Regions from separate parts of the Mus musculus genome. Here region 1 is linked to region 2. Evidence: chromatin loops called from intact Hi-C (ENCODE). Cell type or tissue: left cerebral cortex. All regions are shown on one strand. Links, peaks and the distances in the headings refer to the core of each region. The heading gives the core; the rest is flanking DNA.

What was found. Hi-C counts contacts between places; a loop is a spot of excess contacts. Peaks named below come from ENCODE experiments on the same cell type or tissue, not always from the same donor. Only the 100,000 strongest peaks of a DNase experiment are listed, where the experiment ranks them.
Region 1: a loop joins it to region 2, with 2.6 times the contacts of the local background. A loop is called at or near these places in 7 of 42 quality-filtered maps.

What each region holds. Positions count from the first base shown.
Region 1 is chr10:18,915,805-18,918,717 of GRCm38, reverse strand. No RefSeq gene overlaps it. Among named protein-coding and RNA genes, the nearest start is that of Perp, 72 kb to the right of the region's middle. In left cerebral cortex, for the core only: a CTCF peak has its summit at 1,530 (motif pointing left); DNase peaks (open chromatin) are centred at 1,238 and 1,457.
Region 2 is chr10:19,013,943-19,016,855 of GRCm38, reverse strand. It overlaps Tnfaip3 (tumor necrosis factor, alpha-induced protein 3), which reads left to right and starts at 1,446. Exons shown (of 9, transcript NM_009397.3): 1 at 1,446-1,703. In left cerebral cortex, for the core only: a CTCF peak has its summit at 1,388 (motif pointing left); DNase peaks (open chromatin) are centred at 1,375, 1,818 and 2,358; H3K4me3 peaks cover 2,104 bases; H3K27ac peaks cover 1,072 bases.

The DNA.
Region 1 (2,913 bases), core at 246-2,745, 98 kb after region 2:
TTAATACTTGCAAATCTCTACTGGATATTTGAGCATACATTTCTCTTTTGATTCAGAAAGAATTTTTCCCAAGAGAAGAAAAGCAAGAAAGCAGAGCCTTTATAATGTCTTTCATCCCTATAATTAGAGTCTTTCTAGAGCAGAGGTTCCAAAACAGGGAAGGTAGCAAATCTCCTGCCCAGGCAACACTTGTCAATGTCTAGAGATGCTTTTGGATGCCATAAACTAGGTAGGGGTGTATTATTGGCATCCAGCAAGTGGCAGCCAGAAGGCTACTAACTATGCTATAATGGAAAGAGTACACAAAGAATTATCCAATCCAAGATGTCGTTACTGTAGAGGTAGAAAGCCCTACTCAAAGAAGCCTCAATGCCCAAGCCTATCACCACTATGTGAGATCTGTCCCATCTTACACTCTCGAGACATACTAGTTAGTTAGGAAAGAGAGAGTAGTTGAAGAAGTTGAAGAATGGTCTTGGGTAGTGGTTGTGGTCCGTGGAGAGTCAGAGACAGATCCCGAGAATCCCTCTCAGGTCATGAGCTTCTTGGCTCAAAGCTCCTTCTCCTTTCCTCTTTATTACATGGATGCATCCCTGTTGGTGTGTGTCTTTCCTCTTTATTACATGGATGCATCCCTGTTGGTGTGTGTCTTTCCTCTTTATTACATGGATACATCACTGTTGGTATGTGTCTTTCCTCTTTATTACATGGATACATCCCTGTTGGTGTGTGTCTTTCCTCTTTATTACATGGATGCATCCCTGTTGGTGTGTGTCTTTCCTCTTTATTACATGGATGCATCCCTGTTGGTGTGTGTCTTTCCTCTTTATTACATGGATGCATCCCTGTTGGTGTGTGTCTTTCCTCTTTATTACATGGATGCATCCCTGTTGGTATGTGTCTGAATACTTTCTGCTGTCTTGAGTCACTTCCCTTACTTGCATGTCCAACCATGGAATCCAGTGTGCATGACCTCCTTGAAGAACACTGATTAAAATAAGTTTCAAATACAAATGGAGAATTCAGGTAACTCGAGCCTTAAAGAAAAGAAAACATGTTGAAAATGTAAACTCATTCTTGTAGTTTCCCAAGGAGACAGCTGCTTTTAGAAGAAGGTCAAGAGTCTATCTTGTACTCACTCACACATGTAGGCTGTGAATGCCTGTGGTTATAGCACCGTTTCCTCCCTCGGAACTTTCCTACATCAGCAGCCCGCCCGTTGTCGTTTGTGATGAACTGTCATCTAGTTGGATATGCTTCTTTTTTTTCTTTTTTCTTTTAGTTTCTTTTTAAATCTTCTCCCTCCCACGTTTCCTTCAGCTTACTTCTTTCCTTCTGTTTCTTACTTCTCTGTGTTATTCCTCATTTCATTCCAATTTTAGGAACAAGAAGAAAAATGTTCACTATGGGTGATGTCTACCTCTCTGTGTACACTTTGGAGGTGTGGGGGTGGTGTGCAGGGGCTGGAAGGTGGGGGGAGGGGAGTAGTGTTTCTTTTAAAAATCATATGCTGCCATCTGGTGGTCAATTTATATACTCAACCAAATAGCTGGGTTCAGACTGTTTCAAGTGTCTGACAGTGAACTGGGTCCTGCTTGACTATAGGCGAGCAATAATTGATATTGTCTCTCTTCATGGTTAAAGTCCCAGTGTTCAAAGCTACTCCTTCCCCTTAAGATTTTTATTTCTCTCAGGCAGATGGAATAGTTTGTTCCCAAATTGAATACAGAAAAATCTGAGCCTAAAACAAATCTTTGTTGTAAGTTCACAGCCTGTAAACTCTTCCATAGGATTTGTGGATTCCTGAATCTCCCTTTCAGCTCGCCCTGATTAATTTTAAATTTACTGGACTAGCAAAAGGGGGCATGGAACTGGCTGTTGGCAATGCTGGTGATTGGATGAACACTGTACCACTATACTATACCCCTAACCCTCAGAGAGAGATTTTAAAGGTAAAAGTAAAATATACTTGATATAATGGTACAGATACATATTTTTTCTATAGCAAGGAACTTTTCCCACAGAGAGAGAGAGAGAAAGACAGATAGAGACAGAGACAAAGAGGGGGAGAGAAAGACAGAGAGGGAGAAAGGAGGGAGAGGGAGGGAGGGAGGGAGGGAGGGAGGGAGGGAGGGAGGGAGGGAGGGAGAGAGGGAGGGAGAGAGACTATGAACAATGATACTACTCCCCAAAGCAACTCAGAGGACCTTGAAAACCATTTTTCATTCCACAACCCATCAGCAAATCCACTGTGTCTCTTAATCCTTTTTAAATCCTCCTCCATCCTGTCTTCCTTTTCCTCTTATTTGGTACAACCGTACACCAGGTTCTCCCTCTCCCTTTTTTTCATCCTCTCCCTCCAGAGACACTGTGTGTGTCTCTGCATTTTTATTTACCTGTCTGTCTGTCTCTGCCTCACCCCAGAAAGTAGATCCAGTTGTTCTAACAAGGGGCTAGAGACTGACTGGAGTGCGAGAAGTGGAGAGGAGATGCTGTCTCTGGAGATGGCATCAGATGGACAGGGCTTTCACTCAAGTGTAGCCTCTACTTCCTTTGCTTCGTTTTTAGTGTGAATTTACAGAATTGCTTTGATTGAAAACTGAATGGCAAATCCTCTAAGACGGTGGCTTTAGGTCATCCAAGAACAGGATGTTGTAGCCTAAAGGAGAATCTCAACAAAAAGCCCTGTGAAGAGTGAGCTATGGTGACCGAAATCCCTATGAACACTGAACTACAATGACTGAGGTCCCCACAGACAGTGAACTATAGTGACCAAGGCCCTTGTGAACAGTAAGCTATCGTGACTGAGGTCCCTATGAGCAGTGAACTATGGCAGCAGAGGGCCCTGTGAAGTGTGAGCTGTGATGACCGAGGTTCCTATGGTGACATAGTTCTCTGTGAATGTGAGCTATG
Region 2 (2,913 bases), core at 233-2,732:
TACAAATAGAAAATGCTGTCCTCTAGCCCAGTCACTACTGGGGAAAGAAGCACATGTCTCTAGTTCAAACGGGCAATATACAGTCTGGCAACTTGGCAAACACACTTGAAGTCCCAGTGGCACTGAGTATTTCTATCTGGTTTGCGCTATTTTCTAGGAATCCTGCCAGGGGACCCTAGAGATACACACTCACACACACACACACACACACACACACACACACACACACACACACAGAGTAAATTAATCACACTAAACACTATTTAAAATAACATCAGGTCACTCCGCAGACCTCCCGTGGTCCCTCAAACAGATCCCGGCTCCTTTCCGGGAAGAGCCTCACACCCTGCACCCTAGCCCCAGCACAACCACCCAGAGAGCTCTGCTCAGCCCCTTGATGTATCAAATGTGGCTGACCCTTGAGGTCTTATCTCTAGACTGCCTGGAGGTTTCTTTGTCACAGAGTTTCAATGTCACCTTCTCAGAGTGGCCCTTCCTGGCCAGTGAATGAAGCCACCTCAGTTTCTAGTGTGTAGCTCTGCAGAGAGTATCCCCACCCCACCCCACCTCACCCCCATACACACTCCACTTTCTCCAGAAAGGTAAAAGCATTTTCGCTTCTTTCTGCAGAGCTCAAGCCCCTGTCTAAGTGAAGCGAAGCTTTCTCCCCTCTCAAGAAAGGCAAGTCGGGGATCAATCAGGGCATTGTGGAAGGCTATCCTCCATTGGCTTCATGGGGCGAACTAATTCTCAGGCCAGCCAAACAATACTTAAGAAAACAACTGTAGAAGGATCGGGGAAAGCCAGCAATAAACTTGAAGAAATTTCTAAACTTTAAAACGCTCCTTGGAACAGGGAAATAAAGGAGAAATGGAGGGTGTGTAGGAGTGGGGGTGGGGGAGGCGAATCTAATTCTCTCTGAAATTGACCTTGCCCCCCCCCACCCCCCGTAACTCAAAAACTGCAGGACCATGGGGTCTGATCTCACTCTGCACTGCATCCAACCTGAAGCTGACACATGGCTTGGAGAACCCTGCCGCTTTTTCTGTCAATTCCCTTCGGGACCCTGCGGAGGGCTCTTTCTGAAGTGCTCATCACGTGCACAGCCCAGACTTCAAAGCCAAGCTTCAAGCCTGAGGTCCTGTGTGTCTGGGTGGTTTTTTGGGTTTTCTCTCTAATTTCCCTTCCTTTTCACAGCTGATTTTCTTCAGAAAAGAAGCTATAAAAAAGAACCTATTGCATTTCCAGTTCCCATCACCGCGATTTCCACATGGATGTGACGTGGAAGGCAGCTTCCGAAATGCCCAGGTGACTCACGCGGGGACACCCCGGGGCGGGACCTAGGAGTTTCTCCGGGCGGGGCGGGCACGGCTTAGAGCGCCCTCTGCCGGTCGGCGGCGCGCCACGCGGGTCACGTGACTGGAATTTCCATCGGAAATCCCCCTGTTGGCAAAGCATACAACTGAAAGGCAAAAAAGGGAACTGCCCAGTCTGTAGTCTTCGGAGCCGGAGGCGGAGCGGTGAGCCAGGCCGCCGAAAGACGTGCACACCCCCTCAGCCAGCGAGCCCGATCGGGTGTCCATGGGGCTCCGCCTCGGCCCGACCCCCACCACGACCCGGACCACGATCCCGGGCTGCGGCGCGCGCCAGTGACGGCCGGCCGGCCACTTGGGCTCTGCGAGGGCTCCGCGCGGCCCCAAGAGGTGAGCGATGCTCCGGCTGCGGGGTGCACGGCTAGCAGAATGCGGGGGTCCTCGGTCAGTGGGGTGCACTGCCAGCCAGATTCGGGGTGCACGGCCAGCTCAGTGTGGAGCTGCCTTGCGCTGGCTTTGCAGGGATCCTGGAGTTGGGGTATTGTTGGCCGGAGTTGAGGTCCCGGTGCCAGGTGTTTAGGTTGACAGCCCGAAGTTTCTTCAGCCGACTAGTTAGCTAGCTATTCCTTTTCGATCCTGCAGGGTGACAGGAGCTGCAGCTGGCTGATGAATAGTCAGTCACCTTTTGGGTTCCTAGGTCGTGTGGTCGTGGGTGACACCCCCCCCCCACTTGGAAATCAAGTGCAGCGTGTTCATAGGCACGTAGACCTTGCAGAACCGCGTTGGGCTTTTTTCCCATATTGTGCACAACTGGCCCAACAGGGGATGGGTTTCTCAGAGGCCACCAAATCCAACTTGGAGACTTCGGTCAGCTAACCTTTCAGTGATCTGTGGGAGGAGGGTTGCGGGGCGGGAGGTGGAGGGGAGGGGCGTGCTTTGAGATTGCCACTAGGTCTCTAGTTGCCACAGTTTAAGAAGAGTATGCATGCAGAAATGATTCTCTGGCCTGCTTGTTGGGGACTCCACTTTAGGTGGCATGTAAGACTCCCTGCTGCAGCCCCGACTCCACACTGAGATAGTGTGTTGTCAGTCCGGGTCCGTTGTCCCACATCCTGCCACCTGGCCTCTCAGGAAAGCTGAGGTATTAAGAGCTCTTTTTGGAGCATGCTTTGTTTTCTCCTGGTCTCTGATCTTTCTTTGGAAAGCTAGTCTGGTCAAGTGGGGGCACCGTTTGGAGAACTGATCACAGTTAGTTAGCCTTCTGATGTCCCAGATTATTGAGCAACTGATCCGGTCTCCATTCTTATTGTCTGAGATGCTACTTGGATCTTTTGCAGTTCTTTGTATGGATTTGTTTTGTTTTGTTTTGCTTTGCTTTGCTTTTTTTGGAGGGGTACTTCCCAACAGTTGCCCGAGGTATCTGTTGATAAATAATACATAAGTTTCCACATCGCAGACAAAAAAAAAAATCTGTTCAGAGTGGAAAAATAAAACTGGGGGAAAGACTTTGATGAGTAAGTTCTATAGAATCTTATTGATCCTGTGACAAAAATTGGGAAATTTATCTGTAAGGCAGTGAGGTAACAAATATATTTTTAAA